Regions from separate parts of the Homo sapiens genome. Here region 1 is linked to region 2. A link is a contact called in ENCODE Hi-C or POLR2A ChIA-PET data. All regions are on one chromosome and are shown on one strand. Each heading gives the region's core, a stretch centred on a gene start or an enhancer-like site at or near the end of the contact. The rest is flanking DNA. Distances are from core to core; before and after follow the strand shown. Region 1 has its middle 45 kb from the start of PUM1. Region 2 overlaps NKAIN1 (sodium/potassium transporting ATPase interacting 1).

Region 1 (5,642 bases), core at 1,049-3,548, 70 kb after region 2:
CACCTGCCTCGGCCTCCCAAAGTGCTGGGATTACAGGTGTGAGCCACTGTGTGTGGCCCCAGGCTGGTCTTGAGCTCCTGAGGTCAAGCATTCTGTCTGTCTCAGCCTGCCGAAGTGCTGGGATTATAGGCATGAGCCACAGCACCCGGCCTGATGTATTTTTTTTTTTATTATTTTTTTTTGGGGCGGAGTCTCGCTCTGCCGCCCAGGCTGGAGTGCAGTGGCGCGATCTCGGCTCACTGCAAGCTCTGCCTCCCGGGTTCACGCCATTCTCCTGCCTCAGCCTCCCGGGTAGCTGAGACTACAGGCACCCACCACCACACCCGGCTAATTTTTTGTATTTTTTAGTAGAGACGGGGTTTCACTGTGTTAGCCAGGATGGTCTCGATCTCCTGACCTCGTGATCCGCCCGCCTCGGCCTCCCAAAGTGCTGGGATTACAGGCGTGAACCACCGTGTCCGGCCAACTTTTGTATTTTTAGTAGAGACAGGGTTTCACTATGTTGGCCAGGCTAGTCTCGAACTCTCGACCTCAGATGATCCGCCTGCTTCGGCCTCTCAAAGTGCTGGGATTACAGGCATGAGCCACCGGGACTGGCTGCATTCACTCTTTCTTAAAAATGTACATCAGGCAGGCCGGGCGCGGTGGTTGACTCCTGTAATCCTGGGAGGCAGAGGTTGCAGTGAGCCGAGATCACGCTACTGCGCTCTGGCCTGGGTGAAAGAGCGAGACTCCGTCTCAAAAAAAAAAAAAAAAAAAAAGAAAGAAAGAAAGAAAAAAAGAGTGAATGCAAAGGCTCTCCAGGATTTCGCGTGTACTTGATTTCTGACTGAAGGCTTCATTTCTGGAGGAATGGGAGGGGCCATGACGGTGAAAGGGTACCTCTAAAGGAGGAATTTATTTGGGACGGTAGCTCCCGCTTCAACTGTCTTCATTATCTTCAGAGAGTGTTTAGTTTCTCTCCCCCACCCCACTGCCTGACAAGGTCAATTTCTTTAGAAAAGAACCCTCCCGTTCTAGTCTGCTGTGCTGTGTGGTGGAGGGTTGTTTGAGTGGAGCATTCAATTAACACTTAGATTTACAGCCCATTTATTACTTCAACTCTTTATCTCAATTCTCATTTCCCAGTCAGAAACTTCTCTAGAATTTTACCATTAAAGGAGACTCTCTTTTCCAACGTCCTTCCCACCCCCCCATTTTCTAATTTGTCGCTTTCTCCAATATGGTTCATTATTAACTTTTACCCATTCAGTTTCCGTCACCGGGACATTTGTTAAAACCTCTAGTTCAGCTGGGCGTGGTGGCTCATGCCTATTATCCCCGCACTTTGGGAGGCCAAGGAGGGGTGGATCACCTGACGTCAGGAGTTTGAGACCAGCCTGACCAGCATGGCGAAACCTCGTCTCTACTAAAAATACACACAAATTAGCCGGGCGTGGTGGTGCAGGCCCTGTAATCCCAGCAACTTGTGAGGCTGAGGCAGGAGAATCGCTTGAACCCGGGAGGGCGAGGTTGCAGTGAGCCAAGATTGTGCCATTACACTCCAACCTGGACGACGAGCGACGAGAGCCAAACTCCGTTTCAAAAAAAAAAAAAAAAAAACACCTCTAGTTCACTGGTGAATGAATTGCCTCCTCTGCTTCTTTTAGGTGTAGGTATCTCATTTTTATATTTATTTATTTATTTATTTGAGACAGGGTCCCAAACTGTCACCCAGCTGAAATGCAATGGCACAATCTTGGGTCACTGGAACCTCTCCCTCCCAGGTTCAAGCGTTCCTCCCACCTCAGCCTCCTGAGGAGCTGGGACCACAGGAATAGACAACCACACTCGGCTCATTTTTGTAATTTTTTTTTTTTGTAAAGATGGGGTTTTGCCATGTTGCCCAGGCTGGTCTTAAACTCCTGGGCTCAAGTCTGGTCTCGAACTCCTGGCCTCAAGCGACCTGCCTGCCTTGACCTCCTAAGGTGCTGGGATTACAGGTGTGAGCCACCGTGCCCAGCCACAGTTGTTACTTCTGATTTACTCTCTTAGGTGTCTAATCAAAATCTGATTTATGGGTCACTTTTCCTACTACTGCTTCTGATGACAATTCTACTGTGTATTTACTATGAGCCATTGTGCTCATATTTATTTCATTGCCACAGCAACACTGGGAAGTAGGTATTATTTCCATTTTATAGGTGAGTGCGTCTGCCTAGCCAGAGTCATCCTTTTGAAACACAGCTCTTAAAACCCCAAGTCCTTTCACAGCTTTCTTTCTTTTCTCTTTTCTCTTTTGTTTGAGGCAGAGTCTTACTCTGCCGCCCAGGCTGGAATGCAGTTGCGCAATCTTGGCTGGAGTGCAGTTGTGCAATCTTGGCTCATGGCAACCTCCGCCTCCTGGGTTCAAGTGATTCTCCTTGTCTCAGCCTCCTGAGTAACTGGGACTACAGGCACACACCACCATGCTCAGCTAATTTTTGTATTTTTAGTAAAGACGGGGTTTTGCCATGTGGCCAGGCTGGTCTCAAACTCCTGACCTCAAGTGATCCGCCCGCCTTGGTCTTGCAAAGGGCTGGGATTACAGGCATGAGCCACTGTGCCCGACCCTTTCATAGCTTTCTGTTGCCCTCAGAATAAAAATCAAAGTAAAAATTCCTTAACTTGGTTTACAAGAGACTCATCGCCTGGCCTCTACAGCTCTGAACTCACCTCACACACTGTGGGCTCCAGCAACACTGACGTTTTCTCAGTTCCTTTCAACACAGTAATCCTGTTCTTGCCACCGGTTTTCTTCACCTGAACACTCTCCTGTTCCTACCACCAGCTCCCATTCACCCTTCAGACCTCAGCCTCCGCATCACTCTCCTCTCCCCTCATATTTCTGTCCCCACCCTGAACTAGGTTAAGGCACTCATAGAATGAGTTATCACAGCACTTATCCCATTTCACTGTTATTGCTGGTGAAACAAACACGGTAATTACATATTTCTTCCATCTTTTCCCTTTACCCCGGGTAGTAGAGTCTTCTGAGGTCAGACGAGATTGGGTGCGTTCTGGGTGGTATGGCCGCAGACGGTAATAGAGTCTTTAATGACATGTAGATCAGATTCCATAACTTCTCAGTCTCTTTCAGCTATTAAAGATGTGTCCAGTTTGACATATTACAACAGACTACTGGAAGGATCAGTAAACTATGGCCTATGGGCCAAATCTGCTCACTCTAATTTTATATATAAGGTTTTATTGAAACAGTCACACCTCACTCATTCTATATTGTCTATGGCTGCTTCCGCACTACATCATTAGAATTGAGTAACTGCTGGCTGGGAGCGGGGGCTCATGCCTGTAAGCCCAGCACTTTGGGAGGCCGAGGCAGGCAGATCACCTGAGGTCAGGAGTTCAAGACCAGCCTGGCCAACATGGTGAAACCCCATATCTACTAAAAATACAAAAATTAGCTGGATGTGGTGGTGGGCACCTGTAATCCCAGCTATTCGGGAGGCTGAGGCAGGAGAATCACTTGAACCTGGGAGGCAGAGGTTGCAGCAAGCCAAGAGGTTGCAGAGTGCCACTGTACTCCAGCCTGGGGGACAGAGTGAGACTCCATTTCAAAAATAAATAAAGAAACTTATGCAGCTAGCCTGGGTGCAGTGACTCATGCCTATAATTCCAGCACTTTGGGAGGCTGATGCAGGCAGATCGCTTTAGTCCAGGAGTTCAAGACCAACCTGGGTGACATGGCAAAACCCCATCTCTACACAAAACACAAAAATTAGCTGGGTGTGGTGGTGCATGCCTGTGGTCCCAGCTACTCAGGAGGCTTAAGTGGGAGGATCCCTTGAGCCTGGGAGGTGGAGACTGCAGTGACCCATGATTGCACCACTGCACTCCAGCCTGGGTGACAGAGTGAGACCCAGTCCAAAAAAACAAACAAACAAACAAACAAAAAAAACAGATGCAGCAACTTTGGAAAACAGTTGAGCATTTCCTCAAAATGTTAAACATAGAGTTACCACGTGACCCAGTAGTTCCACTCCTAAGAATATGCTGAAGAGAATTAAAGACATACGTCCATACAAAAACTTGTGCACAAATGTTTTTAAATGTAGTGTTCATGATAATATCTAAAAGACTGGAAAAAAGGCCAGGCATGGTGGCTCACGCCTGTAATCCCAGCACTTTGGGAGGCCAAGGCGGGTGGATCACCTGAGGGTAGGAGTTTGAGACCAGTCTGGCCAACACGGAGAAACCCCATCTCTACTAAAAATACAAAATTAGCTGGGTGTGGTGGCGCATGCCTGTAGTAATCCCAGCCACTCAGGAGGCTGAGGCAGGAGAATCACTTGAACCCGGGAGGCAGAGCTTGTGGTGAGCCGAGATCGAGCCATTGCTCTCCAGCCTGGGCAACAAGAGCGAAACTCCATCCCAAAAAAAAAAAAAATTATGCTGAACTTGATTGTGGTGATGGTTGCACAACTCCAAGTATACCAAAAAACAATGAACTGTACACTTCAGATATGTGAATTATATGAATGTGAGTTATAGCTCAATAAATCTGTGAAAGAAAGAACAAATAGAAGGAAGAAATAGAAGGAAGGAGGGAAGAGAAGGAGGAAGGGAAGGAAAGGAAAGAAAGAAAGGAAAGCAAAGCAAAGCAAAGGAAAGGAAGAGTGTTCAGTTTAAAAGTCCAATTTCTTTTTCTTTTTTTTTCCCCAAGAAGGAGTCTTGCTCTGTCACCCAGGCTGGAGTTGAGTGGCGCAATCTCCGCTCACTGCAACTTCTGTCTCCTGGGTTCAAGCAATTCTCCTGCCTCAGCCTCCTGAGTAGCTGGGATTACAGGCACCCGCCACCACGCATTTTTGTATTTTTAGTAGAGACGGGTTTCACCATAGTGGTCAGGCTTGTCTCGAACTCCTGACCTCAGGTAATCTGCCCGCCTCAGCCTCCCAAAATGCTGGGATTATGAATGTAAAGCGCTGTAGAATAATTTTGCTCATGGAAAATGCTCAAAGTTGAAACAGGCTTAGTAGAAATGAGAAGAAAAATATGTACAGATGAAAAATATACAGATGAAAATAGAGATTGGTGAGAAATGAAAATAGAGTCTTTTGGCCAGAACTGCCGTCTTCCAGTAATTTGCCAAAATGATGAACACAAAGGGAAAGAGGAGAGGCATCCGATATATGTTCTCTAGGCCTTTGAGAAAACATGGAGTTGTTCCTTTGGCCCCATATATGCAAACCTATAAGAAAGGTGATATTGTAGACATCAAGGGAATGGGCACTGTTCAAAAAGGAATGCCCCACAGTGTTACCATGTCTAAACTGGAAGAGTCTACAATGTTCCTCAGCGTCCTGTTGGCATTGTTGTAAACAAACAAGTTAAGGGCAAGATTCTTGCCGGAGAATTGATGTGCGTATTGAGCATATTAAGCATTCTAAGAGTCAGGATAGCTTCCTGAAGTGCATGAAGGAAAATGATCAGAAAAAGAAAGAAGCCAAAGAGAAAGGTACCTGGGTTCGACTGAAGCGCCAGCCTGTTCCACCCAGAGAAACGCACTTTGTGAGAACCAGTGGGAAGGAGCCTGAGCTGCTGGAACCTATTCCCCATGAATTCATGGCATAATAGGTGTTAAAAAGAAAAAGAAAAAAAAAAAG
Region 2 (5,372 bases), core at 1,841-4,340:
TTGGGTTAATTCTGATCAATATTTTTCAGAAGGGAAAGAGACTAGTTAGAGTTTGTTCAGGGAAGATTGAGCAGACCAAGAAAGTAGGACTGTTTCGCTTGAATAAGAGCAAGCCCAGAGAGACACAACTTCTATTTTTAGATATAAAAGAGGCAAAATATGTGAATTTAAGAGCATTGGCTTTGTAGTTTGACCCTGCTAGATTCAAATCCCAGCTCTAAAACCTTCTAGCTGTATTACCCTGGGCAAGTGGCTGATCCTCTCTGAGCCCCAGTTTCCTCATCTAGTAAGTGGACATAAGAGCAACTGCAACTTCATGTGGTTGCTGAGGGGATAAAATAAGGTCACACATCTGAGTGCTTGGCCCCTGGTCGGCAGGCAGTGAGTATTTATCTGTTGAATGAGTGACTGCATGGATGGGCACATGGGTACACACCCTGGGTAAGAACTTCTGATCTAGGCCAGCCCCTTCTCCATTTAACAAATGTGGAGACCAAGGCCCCAAAGGAGAGGTTCGCCCAGGGTCGCACACAGGGGGAGCAGTGGAGATACTGAATGGGCTGTTAAGGGGCTGGTACTGAGGATTTCACCTGTGGCTGGGAAATTGTTAATGTTCCTTCCAGCTCTGAAAATTCTGAGGCCCCTGTGAGTCCACACAAACCCCTTCCCATCTCAGTGACAAAAGAGTGAGGCCTGTGTGGTCATTAAGTGCCACCTGTTGGTCAAATATGGACTTGCAGGTGCAGGCTCCCTGAATCCCTTCACCGATCAATATAGTCTTCCTGGGCTGGGGGAGTAGCTCCCCCCTCCCTCTCCCTCACACTCAGTATCCCAGGCCCCTTTGCCCCCAGGACCGGGACTTCATCATGACCTTCAACACATCCCTGCACCGCTCCTGGTGGATGGAGAATGGGCCAGGCTGCCTGGTGACACCTGTTCTGAACTCCCGCCTGGCTCTGGAGGACCACCATGTCATCTCTGTCACTGGCTGCCTGCTTGACTACCCCTACATTGAAGCCCTCAGCAGCGCCCTGCAGATCTTCCTGGCAGTAAGTCCTTCTGTCCCCCACCCTACACACACTTCCCGATCCCTTTCTTTAGCTCTGGTTGAGGGGATGGGTTGGGCGCAGTGGCTCACGCCTGCAATCCCAGCACTTTGGGAGGCCATGGCTGGTGGATCACCTGAGGTCAGGAGTTCAAGACCAGACTGACCAACATGGAGAAACCCCGTCTCTACTAAAAATACAAAATTAGCCAGGCATAGTGGCACATGCCTGTAATCCCAGCTACTCAGGAGGCTGAGGGAGGAGAATTGCTTGAACCCAGGAGGTGGAGGTTGCGGTGAGCCAAGATTGCACCATTGTACTCTAGCCTGGGCAACAAGAGCGAAACTCCATAAAAAAAAAAAAAAAAAAAAAAAAAAAAAAAAGAGGGAATGAACCTAGGTCTTCCGCCTGTCTGTCCTTTTGTCTGGATCTGTTTCCATATCCTGTACCGTCTTCCCTCACCGCTGCCCCAGCCCCTGTGCAGAGTGAACAGGTTTAGTGAGTAGGATGAGGCATCAGACTATGAATCAATCCTGGGTTTAAGTGCTCAATACACCCACTATGTGACTTTGGACAAGTCACCTGCCTTCTCGGAGCTTGTTTCCTTATTCACAAAAAAGAATGACAATACCAGCCTCAGAGTTGTGAGAATAAGAAAGTGACCCCAGTGGGCGTGATGCCTCATGCCTGTGGACCCAGCTACTTGAGAGGTTGAGGCAGGAGGATCACTTGAGCCCAGGAGGTTGAAGCTGAAGTGAGCCATGATTGCAGCACTGCACTACAGCCTGGGTGACAGAGTGAGACCCTGTCTGAAAGAAAGAAGGAAAGGAAGGGAAGGGAAGGGAAGAAAAAAAAAAGAAAGAAAGAAACTCCAAGATAGGAGTAGTTCCTGTTTCTAGAAGGGCCAGCCCTGTCCTAGGCACTTTGTACCCACAAAGTCACATAATCCTCTTTCTTCTTAACAAGCCATAAGGTATTGCCCAAGTCCAAGTGGGAAAACTGAGGCTCAAAGAGGTAAAATGATTACTTGTCTCAAGTTACACTTTCAGAAGAGTTAGACCATGTATGTTTGACTTTAAGGTGAAAACATTTAATTGGAAGTTGTTACGGTTTGCCTTCATCCTGGCATGCCTCCTCCCTTGCCAGTCAGAGCGTACAGGGCCCGGCAGGGGGCGGAGGAAGAGGTTCCCACTCCTCCTTCCTCCCTGACGTGTCATCTCCACTCCCAGCTGTTCGGCTTCGTGTTCGCCTGCTACGTGAGCAAAGTGTTCCTGGAGGAGGAGGACAGCTGTGAGTAAGGCGCCCCTGGGGAAGTGGGGAATCTGGCCCTGCGCCTTCAGCACCCTGGACAGAGGCCTGTGACTGGCCCCGGCGGGAGGGAGCCCAGGGTCGGCCACGGGCCCCTTTCGAGGGGAAGAGGCGGCTGGTATGGAAGGCTCTGCATACCAGCCCGTTCCAGGCTGGGGTCCAGACGTCCAGGTGCCCAGTCCCTGGCCCCAGCACCCCCTTTCCCCAATCTCGCCCCACCCCATCAGAGGTCTTGTCCCGTTTAGAGGCTCTAGCCCCGCCCCTGAGAGCCTTCTCTCCCATAGGACTGCCCGGCCTCCCAGGCCCAAGCCTTAAGGACTGGGGCCTGACCCTCAGCTGGCCCGGCCTCGCCGCCTCCAGACCCCCAGAGGCCCATCCCTCAGGGTCCAGCCGAAGCCCCGCCCCAGGCCCTGCACGGGGTCTGACCCTCGCCCCTCCCCTCCTCATGGCTTCTCTGGCTCCGCTTCCTAGGGTGGGAGTCCTGCCCTCAGATTCTTCCCCTTCAGGACCCAGTCTCCCTCTCCTCGCCCCCGCCGCCGATCCCTAACATGCGCCGCCCCTCTTCCGCAGTTGACTTCATCGGCGGCTTTGACTCCTACGGATACCAGGCGCCCCAGAAGACGTCGCATTTACAGCTGCAGCCTCTGTACACGTGGGTCACGGCCCCCTGCTGGCTTGGGGAGGCCTGGGCGTCGGGGTTGCGAAAAGGAGGGGATGGAGGAGTGGGCAGGGCAACCGGGTCTCTCCGCCCCCATACTTTTGGGATCCACTCTCCCTAACCTGCCTTTGTTTCCCGCAGGTCGGGGTAGCCTCTGCCCCGCGCCCACCCCGGCGCCTCGCCCTGGGCTGACCGCAGCTGCCGCGAGCTCGGGCCAAGGCGCAGGCGTGTCCCCCTGGTGGCCCGCGCGCTCACTGCAGCCTGTGCCCAACCCCGCGTCTGCATCTGGAGATGCGGACTTGGACGTGGACTTGGACTTGGACTTGGATTTGAGCTTGGCTCTTCGCAGCCCGGACTTCGGAGGAGTGGGGCGGGGCGGGGGAGGGGCACCACGGGTTTTTTGTTTTTTGTTTGTTTGTTTTTAATCTCAGCCTTGGCGTGAGCTGGGGCCTTCCTCTCTTCTCCAGCCTCTCCCTTTCACTCTTCACCCAGCATCCTGCCCCCCTGTCCAAAAACAGCAGGACATCAGACCCATCCCATCCCACCACACTCACTCACCAGCTCTGGGGAAAGCTACTGTGAACTAGGAGCAGGATTCCTGGGTTCTAATCGCAGGTCCATCACTGACTGTGACGTCTAGCAAAGCCCTTGCCCTCTCTGAGCCTCGGTTTCCGCACCTCAAGTAATTAATCCCTTAGCAAATGGACTCTTTTAGACTTCTCATTTAACTCAATTCCCTGAGCTAGACTGGGATTAAAATTCTCATTTTGCAGTACATTAAAACTGAGGCCCAGAGATGTGATTTGCTTGAGGCCACACAGCTAGATTTTTGGTGGAAGTGGGCCTTGAACACAGTGTACTTTCTGCAGTTTCTGACTGTAAAACCCAGTGTCTGCTCTCTGAGTTCCATTTCCAAGCCCCCCTCCATCTTGGACCTATGTGGTCTCCACCATATTCACACACCACCACCACCACTTGCCAATGCCTCTCTTAAAGCAATATACCCATTCGTTCTCTTATTGGGAACTGGATGGATGAAGCCCCAAATTCAGCCCCACCCACAGAGAAGCCTTCCTACACTCAGCCTCTGTCCACCCTTGGCAAATCTTTCAAGCTCTCTCCTCCAGGAAAGTGGGGCCCCAACTCAGTCACTCCACCCCCTTCCAGGTCCCTGAGGCTGGTTCTACTGTATCCCCATCACCTCCACAACTCCACTCACCCCTGACGGCTCCATCCACCTCACCAGTTGGAAGGCTTGTGGTTTCAGAGAGGAGCAATGCTGGTCAGCGCTGCCCAGACTCCAGTGTTTACAGATCACCAGCATTTACAACCAATCCAATGGCCAGAAGCCTCCTCTAACAAGCCCAGAAGGAGTTCTGAAGGGGCAGATGGGGGTGTGAGTAGTCGGGGAGTCGGGATTGCCAGCACCCTCACCCTTCCTTGGGGGCAAGTAGAGGTGAGAACACTTTCCCCACCTCCCTCCACAGACACTCCTGAGGACGCTGCATCCCACGCACTGCCTGGTGCGTCCATAGAGAGAGGATCAGGTCTCAGCATTTCATCTGTGAAAGAGGCATGGCCCTGGGTTAGAAAGGAGGGCAGGAGACATGGAGGAACTGGGGGGCACCCAGATGGTGCAGATGGTTTGCACACCTGAGCCTGTCTGTGGTGACCATTCCGCTCCTCTCCCACTACCCTCCAATCTATCATTCCCTACTCTCTAAGGCCAAAATATCCTGAGCAAGGCTGGCAACCCCACCCCACCATCCCAAATGCAAGCAGCCAGGCCCAGGAGTTCCTCTGGCCCCCACAGGCATGGAGCTCCCAGCTGGTGGGTACAGCTTGAGAGGGGGGCAGCTCCCTCAGGCTAAGCTACTGCCCTTCACTGGGCCAGCCCTGCCTCCAGCCCTCACCTCTCTCACCCCAACTCTCCCCCAAGCCCCTTTCTACTCAACGGGTGTAGCCACTGGTGCTTTGAAGCCTTTTGTTTTTATAAGATGGTTTTTGCAAGGGGACCAGGTTCTCTTTTCACTGGGACCTTGCAAGGAGGGGAGTGCTCTCCTGGTTTCTGTGCAGGCGGGTTGATTAAAGATGGTGTTTTCTTCTCTATCTTCCTGTCCTGCCCATTGGGTCTATAGAACTTTCTAAGTGAGAAGTCCCTGCATGAGGGCAGGCAGGAATGATTTGATGTTGATGTTATCAAATATTCCTGGGGTGGCCAGGCACGGTGGCTCATGCCTGTAATCCCAACACTTTTGAAGGCTGAGGTGGGCAGATCACGCGAGGTCAGGAGTTTGAGACCAGCCTGGCCAACATGATGAAACCCTGTCTCTACTAAAAATACAAAAATTAGGCAGGGC

Evidence for each region. Hi-C counts contacts between places; a loop is a spot of excess contacts on that map. ChIA-PET counts read pairs that join two places held with the same protein, here RNA polymerase II (POLR2A).
Region 1: a loop to region 2 is called in a map of breast epithelium, with 12 times the contacts of the local background. The contact joins two enhancer-like sites. A Hi-C loop is called at or near these places in 1 of 168 maps with a recorded cell type or tissue (breast epithelium). POLR2A ChIA-PET finds 5 or more read pairs at or near these places in 5 of 52 experiments (A549, HepG2, Panc1 and 2 more).

What each region holds. Positions count from the first base shown.
Region 1 is chr1:31,108,112-31,113,753 of GRCh38, reverse strand. It overlaps the pseudogene RPL21P22. Among named protein-coding and RNA genes, the nearest start is that of PUM1, 45 kb to the right of the region's middle. RefSeq lists enhancers at 216-1,156, 2,099-3,040. Within about 2 kb of position 2,298, at least 3 of the 41 ENCODE cell types and tissues checked have a DNase peak (open chromatin) inside an H3K27ac peak, as active enhancers do.
Region 2 is chr1:31,179,494-31,184,865 of GRCh38, reverse strand. It overlaps NKAIN1 (sodium/potassium transporting ATPase interacting 1), which reads left to right. Exons shown (of 7, transcript NM_024522.3): 4 at 852-1,049; 5 at 2,276-2,336; 6 at 2,925-3,006; 7 at 3,154-5,121. The coding sequence ends at 3,163. Among named protein-coding and RNA genes, the nearest start is that of NKAIN1, 58 kb to the left of the region's middle. RefSeq lists an enhancer at 590-884 and a silencer at 3,003-3,252. Within about 2 kb of position 3,090, at least 2 of the 41 ENCODE cell types and tissues checked have a DNase peak (open chromatin) inside an H3K27ac peak, as active enhancers do.